2 separate regions of the Homo sapiens genome follow, and region 2 is linked to region 1. The links are chromatin contacts, found by Hi-C or POLR2A ChIA-PET in ENCODE. All regions are on one chromosome and are shown on one strand. Each heading gives the region's core, a stretch centred on a gene start or an enhancer-like site at or near the end of the contact. The rest is flanking DNA. Distances are from core to core; before and after follow the strand shown. Region 1 holds the start of SLC19A3 (solute carrier family 19 member 3). Region 2 has its middle 8.8 kb from the start of DAW1.

Region 1 (2,700 bases), core at 16-2,515:
ATGCATTTACCATTACACAACCTTAAAAGAGTGTTGTTGGTCTATTAGCAATAATGACTGAAGGAAATTGGTATTTTTGTCCATTTCAGCTACTACTAGGATAATCTTATAAGATATTTGGGAAGTTATGTTTTGGTCTATTTAATATATGTGCCTCGATGAAAAAAACACCTTTTGCCACAGGAGACACCAATGTTTCAATATTGATAGGAGCAAAACACATGAGAGTGCTTTTTTTTTTTTTTTTTTTTTTTTTTTGAGGCAGAATCTTGCTGGGTCGCCCAGGCTGGAGTGCAGTGGTGCAATCTTGGCTCACTGCAACCTTCGCCTCCCAAGTTCAAGCCATTCTTCAGCCTCAGCCTCCAGTGTAGCTGGGATTACAGGCACCCGCCACCATGCCCGGCTAATTTTTGCCTTTTTAGTAGAGACGGGGTTTCATCCCAGGGCCAAGCTGGTCTCGAATTCCTGACCTCAAGCAATCCGCCCCGCTCAGCCTCCCAAAGTGCTGGGATTACAGGCGTGAGCCACTGCGCCTGGCCTGAGAGTACTTTTAGAAAACATTATTCCTTTACCTTTTTCAAACTTGAAGCACTCCGAAAGTCCCAACCTTTTGCACATTTGCGGCAGCGACATTGATTTGGTAAACAGCTGTCACACTATTTATTATTTGATGACTTAGGTATCCTTTCCAGCAGTGTTTTTGTAAGGTGTAGTTGCGTTTTCTTTTAGTTTCAATTAACTAAATTTCAAGTGGTTCCCAAAAAAGCCCCTGCTCTCTTAAATTCAAACTCACCTTCCTTTTTCCCACTAGGAAGGACCTTTTCTCCATCCTTGGATTGGAATTTGGAATTCTATGCTAAAATGCCTTTTCAGTTAAAATCTGTGAACGTGGGATGTAACCATAGGAGGTGCTGGCACTTTACGGGAATCATGATTTTATTTAATCTGCGCTTCCAGAAGGCTGCAAATGGGAATTCCAGACAAACCCACTTGGGTGAATCCCAGCACGCGGGCTGCGGCGTAGGGGGAGAGCTCCTCACGCGGCTCAGAGTGTAGCCCAGGCCCGCAGAGCCAGGAACCCGCCCCCAGCTCTCCAAACCCGGGAAGAGAGAGGCGACACTGCTAAGACCGAGGGATGACGGTGCTTCTTCAATTAATTCGCCCCCCGAGATATTCTTACCTACAGAAGGGAGTGTCTGTTCACCAAATCGCTCACTTGCCGCACGACCACGCACCCGCGGCTGTCGGATGGATCCAGGCGCTCTTGGTGGGAAGGGGGCGGAGCCTGCCTGGCCCGGAGCCCGGGGCCACGCCCCCACGCTTTGCATATGCGAATCCGGGCGTCCAGACCTTTCATCCCAGTGTGGAAGCCCAGATTTTCCTGGCCCAGGGCCGGTTTTCTGGGCAGAAACAGTCAACTCTGCTGAAAGGAACAACTTAAGTAATACACTGACATTCAGCATAATGAAGCAAGAGGGCCTGAATCCAACAGCGATCGTTTGCTTTATTTACAAATATGTCCTTTCTTATGAATCCATTTATTTCTCTCCAAAAGCTTAGGAGAGAGGGCTGGCTGGCTGTCACCCCCACTCTACACATGAAGAAAGTGAGGCGGAAGGAAGTAGGCCTAGTAAATAGAGAAGCCTGGGTTTTAGTTGGGGCTCCTGGCTCCAGAGCCAGTGGTTATAATCACTCTGCACTTTTTTTTTTTAAAGGAGGTAGAGTGGGATGGTTTCCTGGCACTTTGAAAATCTGATACAAACAATTTTTTCTTTTCTTCTTCTTTTTCTTTTCTTTTCTCTTTTCTTTCTTTCTTTTTTTTTTTTTTGAGACAGAGTCTCCCTCTGTCGCCCAGGATGGAGTGCAGTGGCGCGATCTCGGCTCACTACAACCCTCCGCCTCCCGGGTTCAAGCGATTCTCCTGCCTCAGCCTCCAAAAATTAACGCCCAGTTAATTTTTGTGTTTTTAGTAGAGACGGGGTTTGGTTTCACCATATTGGCCAGGCTCATCTCGAACTCCTGGCCTCGTGATCCGCCTGCCTCGGCCTCTCAAAGTGCTGAGATTACAGGCGTGAGCCACCGCGCCTGGTCTTTTTTCTTTCTTTCTTTCTTTCTTTTTTTTTTTGAGATGGAGCCTCGCTGTTGTTGGCCCCGGGCTGGAGTGCAATGGCACGATCTTGGCTCACTGCAACCTCCACCTCCCGGGTTCCAGCAATTCTTCTGCCTCAGCCTCCCTAGTAGCTGGGATTACAGGCGCCCGTCACCACACCCAGCTAATTTTTGTATTTTTAGTAGAGATGGGGTTTCACCATGTTGTCCAGGCTGGTCTCAAACTCCTGACCTCAGGTGATCCACCCGCCTCGGCCTCCCAAAGTGCTAGGATTACAGGTGTGAGCCACAGCACCCGGCCACCTGGCCTCTTTTCTTTTCTTTTCTCTTTCTTTCTTTCTTTTTTTTTTTTTTTTGACAAAGTCTCACTTTATCTCCCAGGCTGGAGTGCAGTGGTGCAACCCCAGCTCACTGCAACCTCAATCTCCCAGGCACACTGATCCTCCTGCCTCAGCCTCCCAAGTAGCTGGGCTTGCAGGTGGGTGCCACCACGTCACATTAATTTTTTTGTTTTTTTTTTTTGGTAGAGACAGAGTCTCACTATCTTGCCCAGGCTGGTCTTGAACTCCTGGGCTCAAAGGATCCTCCTGC
Region 2 (2,802 bases), core at 160-2,659, 140 kb after region 1:
GAGAGGGCGTATCAAGCTGTGCTCTTCTCTCAAAGCCTCAATTTGTCATCTGTAAAATGGGAACAATGGTCCTTACTGCATAGTTTTTGTGAAGATTGAAGCAGATGATTTGGGTGATACAATTAACCCAGAGCCTGGTACAAAGTATGCATTCAATAAATGTTAATTATTATCATTGTTACCATTGCTAGCATGTTTGGTGTCATGGCAAGGAGTTCTCTCTCTCTCTCTCTCTTTCTCGGAGTCTCACTCTGTCACTCAGGCTGGAGTACAGTGGCGTGCAATCTTGGCTCACTGCTACCTCTTGCCTCCCAGGTTCAAGCGATGTTCCTGCCTCAGTCTCCCAAGTAGCTGGGATTATAGGCGCCCACCACCACACCCAGCTAATTTTTGTATTTTTAGTAGACATGGGGTTTCACCATGTTGCTCAGGCTGGTCTCAAACTCCTGATCTCAAGTGATCTGCCTGCCTCTACCTCCCAAAATGCTGGGGTTACAGGCGTGAGCCACCGCGCCCGGCCAAGTTATTTCAAAGATAAGTTTTAGGTAGCTAAAAGGAAAGAGTTTGCTCAATACTTAGGCTCTTTTGTCTGGCCTAGGCTCTGGGCTCCCTTCCTCCTTCCCTCCCTTCCTTCCTTCATTTCTTCCTTCCTTCCTTCCTTTTCTGAATATTTTGTTGTATTTATTGTTTATTTTATTATAAAAAGTTTTATTTTTATTATTTGTAAAAATTTTTGTGGGTACATAGTAGGTATATATATTGATAGGGTACATGAGATATTTTGACACAGCATGCAATGTGAAATAAGCACATTTCAGATGTCTCTGAGGATTGGAAAAAAAAAGCACATCATGGAGAATGGGTTATCCATCCCCTGAAGCATTTATCTTTTGAGTTACAAAAAACCCAATTACATTATTTAAGTTATTTTAAAATATACAATTAAGTTATTATTGACCTACGGAAAGAATGTAAATGCTCTTATAAAACAGGTGTACACTTCTGCCCCCTACTGGCAGTGAGCTATTTAGCAGATAAATAACCTTGACCTAATTGCAACAATCCCTCGATGTGGTATTTTATTTGGAATAGATGGTTAGACATATTTTGCATATCAACACGTATTCCAGAGTTAAACAATTTAGTTATAGAAGTGGTTAATTCCGTTACGATAATGTTCAACGAAAAAAGATTTTAGGTGCCTAGAAATTGGGTATACAGCCCACTGTATATATTTACATCATTTGTTTTATACAATAGCCCCATGAGGCAGATAGTATTATTATCCCCGTTTTGATTTGAGCAAATCGAGGTTCTAAAAGGGATCTGCTAGTAAGTGGAAGAACTGGCATTCAAACGTCAAGCTCCTCTGACTCACATTTGTGTCCTTTCCGGGCAGGCCATCAGGCCTCCCTAAAGAGGACGAACTCATCAGCAACATCAAAAGTCTGACTCTTGGCAGGTCTGATGTAATTACACATTGCACCATCTTTCCCTCACTTCATTTTCATTGAAAAGCAACTTGCAACCAAGTACACTAGAGGAGAGTATAAGCTCATGAGGGAGTGTGGAGAGGTGAAGGCTTTTTGTGAGCAGGGCTAGTCTAGGGGGAGCCTACAATGATCAGCTGCCCCCTGGGCACGTGTCCAGGGCTGGGTGGCCCACTGAGAAGTCTGGATAGCTCCCAAAGCCCTGCCAGTGAGTGGGGCAAAGGCTGGCCCTTGCTCAGCTTGGGTTTTCTGGCTGCGGGAATGCCCCCATTAGGCCTGGAGGTCCTGGCAGTGTGAAGGAACACCCTCTAACCCAGAGCTGATGCCTTTCCCTAATCTGCCCAAAGTCATGGCTTGTGCTAGCAGTGGCACCATATAAAGCATGGCAGGATGTCTTTACCTGTTTGCATGAAATTCACAAGCCTAGCCAGGGCCTTTTTCTCAGGCAAGGCAGAGGGCACCAGTGATCTGATTCCAGTCAATCCCCAGCACCACTACCATCAGCATATTTAGAGAATGACTCATTTAACTGGGTAGAAGGGAGAAGGAGGGAGACAATTAGTCACAGTTGGAGGTAGGAGGGCAGGAGAGAACTTCTTTGGAATTTTGGGATCCAAGAAGAGAGATAAATGACGCCGAGCTTCTTTGAGGTGATCCTGGAAATCCAGCAAGCCTCACAAAGCAGCTTTCATGCATTGCAGAAAGGAGTGGGCATTGAGTGGAAATGGCAGCCTGATGCAGGCTGGAGAGAGATGACTAATTTATCTGTCAAACTGGCAAGTTTAGGTATTTAGAAGTTCACTGGACCCCAGAGTGGGGCATGGAAGTCACCAAGAACTACAGGTTCTTTAAGGGACCCAGGGCCAAGAGGAGAGACTCCAGAAGTGGCACACAGCAGACTGTCCTCTGGGGGCTGAAACAGGGTGCAGTGACATTTCAGCAAGTTGCTGCAGTGAAGGTGGTAGGAGGCACCCTGACAAGCTGAGGAGGGCATTATAATGCAAGTGGGAGCATAGAACCAATGACAACCAAGGCTAATAATTTCAGACCTTTTCTCCATTAATCCGCAAAGGGCTATTGTATCAGATCCTTCAGGAGTTTAGAGTAAACCCTGTAAGAGGAAGAAAAATCAGACAAGTAACACCGAATAGAATGGAGTTTTCAACATGAATGAATGAACCATCACTAGGGTCCCGCGAGTTTACTTGAGAGTGGCCAGATGCAGTTGTTGGCATAGGGATTGGAGGCAGGCATTGTACGGTAGGGACATTTTGGAGTGTGTGATGTGAACTCCACATCCAGCACATACTGT

The links. Hi-C counts contacts between places; a loop is a spot of excess contacts on that map. ChIA-PET counts read pairs that join two places held with the same protein, here RNA polymerase II (POLR2A). Pooled maps may share reads with other maps.
Region 2: a map of dorsolateral prefrontal cortex shows a loop between it and region 1 (4-fold over the local background). The contact joins the enhancer-like site here to the promoter of SLC19A3 in region 1. A Hi-C loop is called at or near these places in 1 of 168 maps with a recorded cell type or tissue (dorsolateral prefrontal cortex) and 7 of 50 pooled maps. POLR2A ChIA-PET finds 5 or more read pairs at or near these places in 2 of 52 experiments (MCF 10A and OCI-LY7).

What each region holds. Positions count from the first base shown.
Region 1 is chr2:227,716,763-227,719,462 of GRCh38, forward strand. It overlaps SLC19A3 (solute carrier family 19 member 3), which reads right to left and starts at 1,266. Exons shown (of 6, transcript NM_025243.4): 1 at 1,181-1,266. RefSeq lists an enhancer at 797-1,683.
Region 2 is chr2:227,861,407-227,864,208 of GRCh38, forward strand. No RefSeq gene overlaps it. Among named protein-coding and RNA genes, the nearest start is that of DAW1, 8.8 kb to the right of the region's middle. Within about 2 kb of position 1,410, at least 8 of the 41 ENCODE cell types and tissues checked have a DNase peak (open chromatin) inside an H3K27ac peak, as active enhancers do.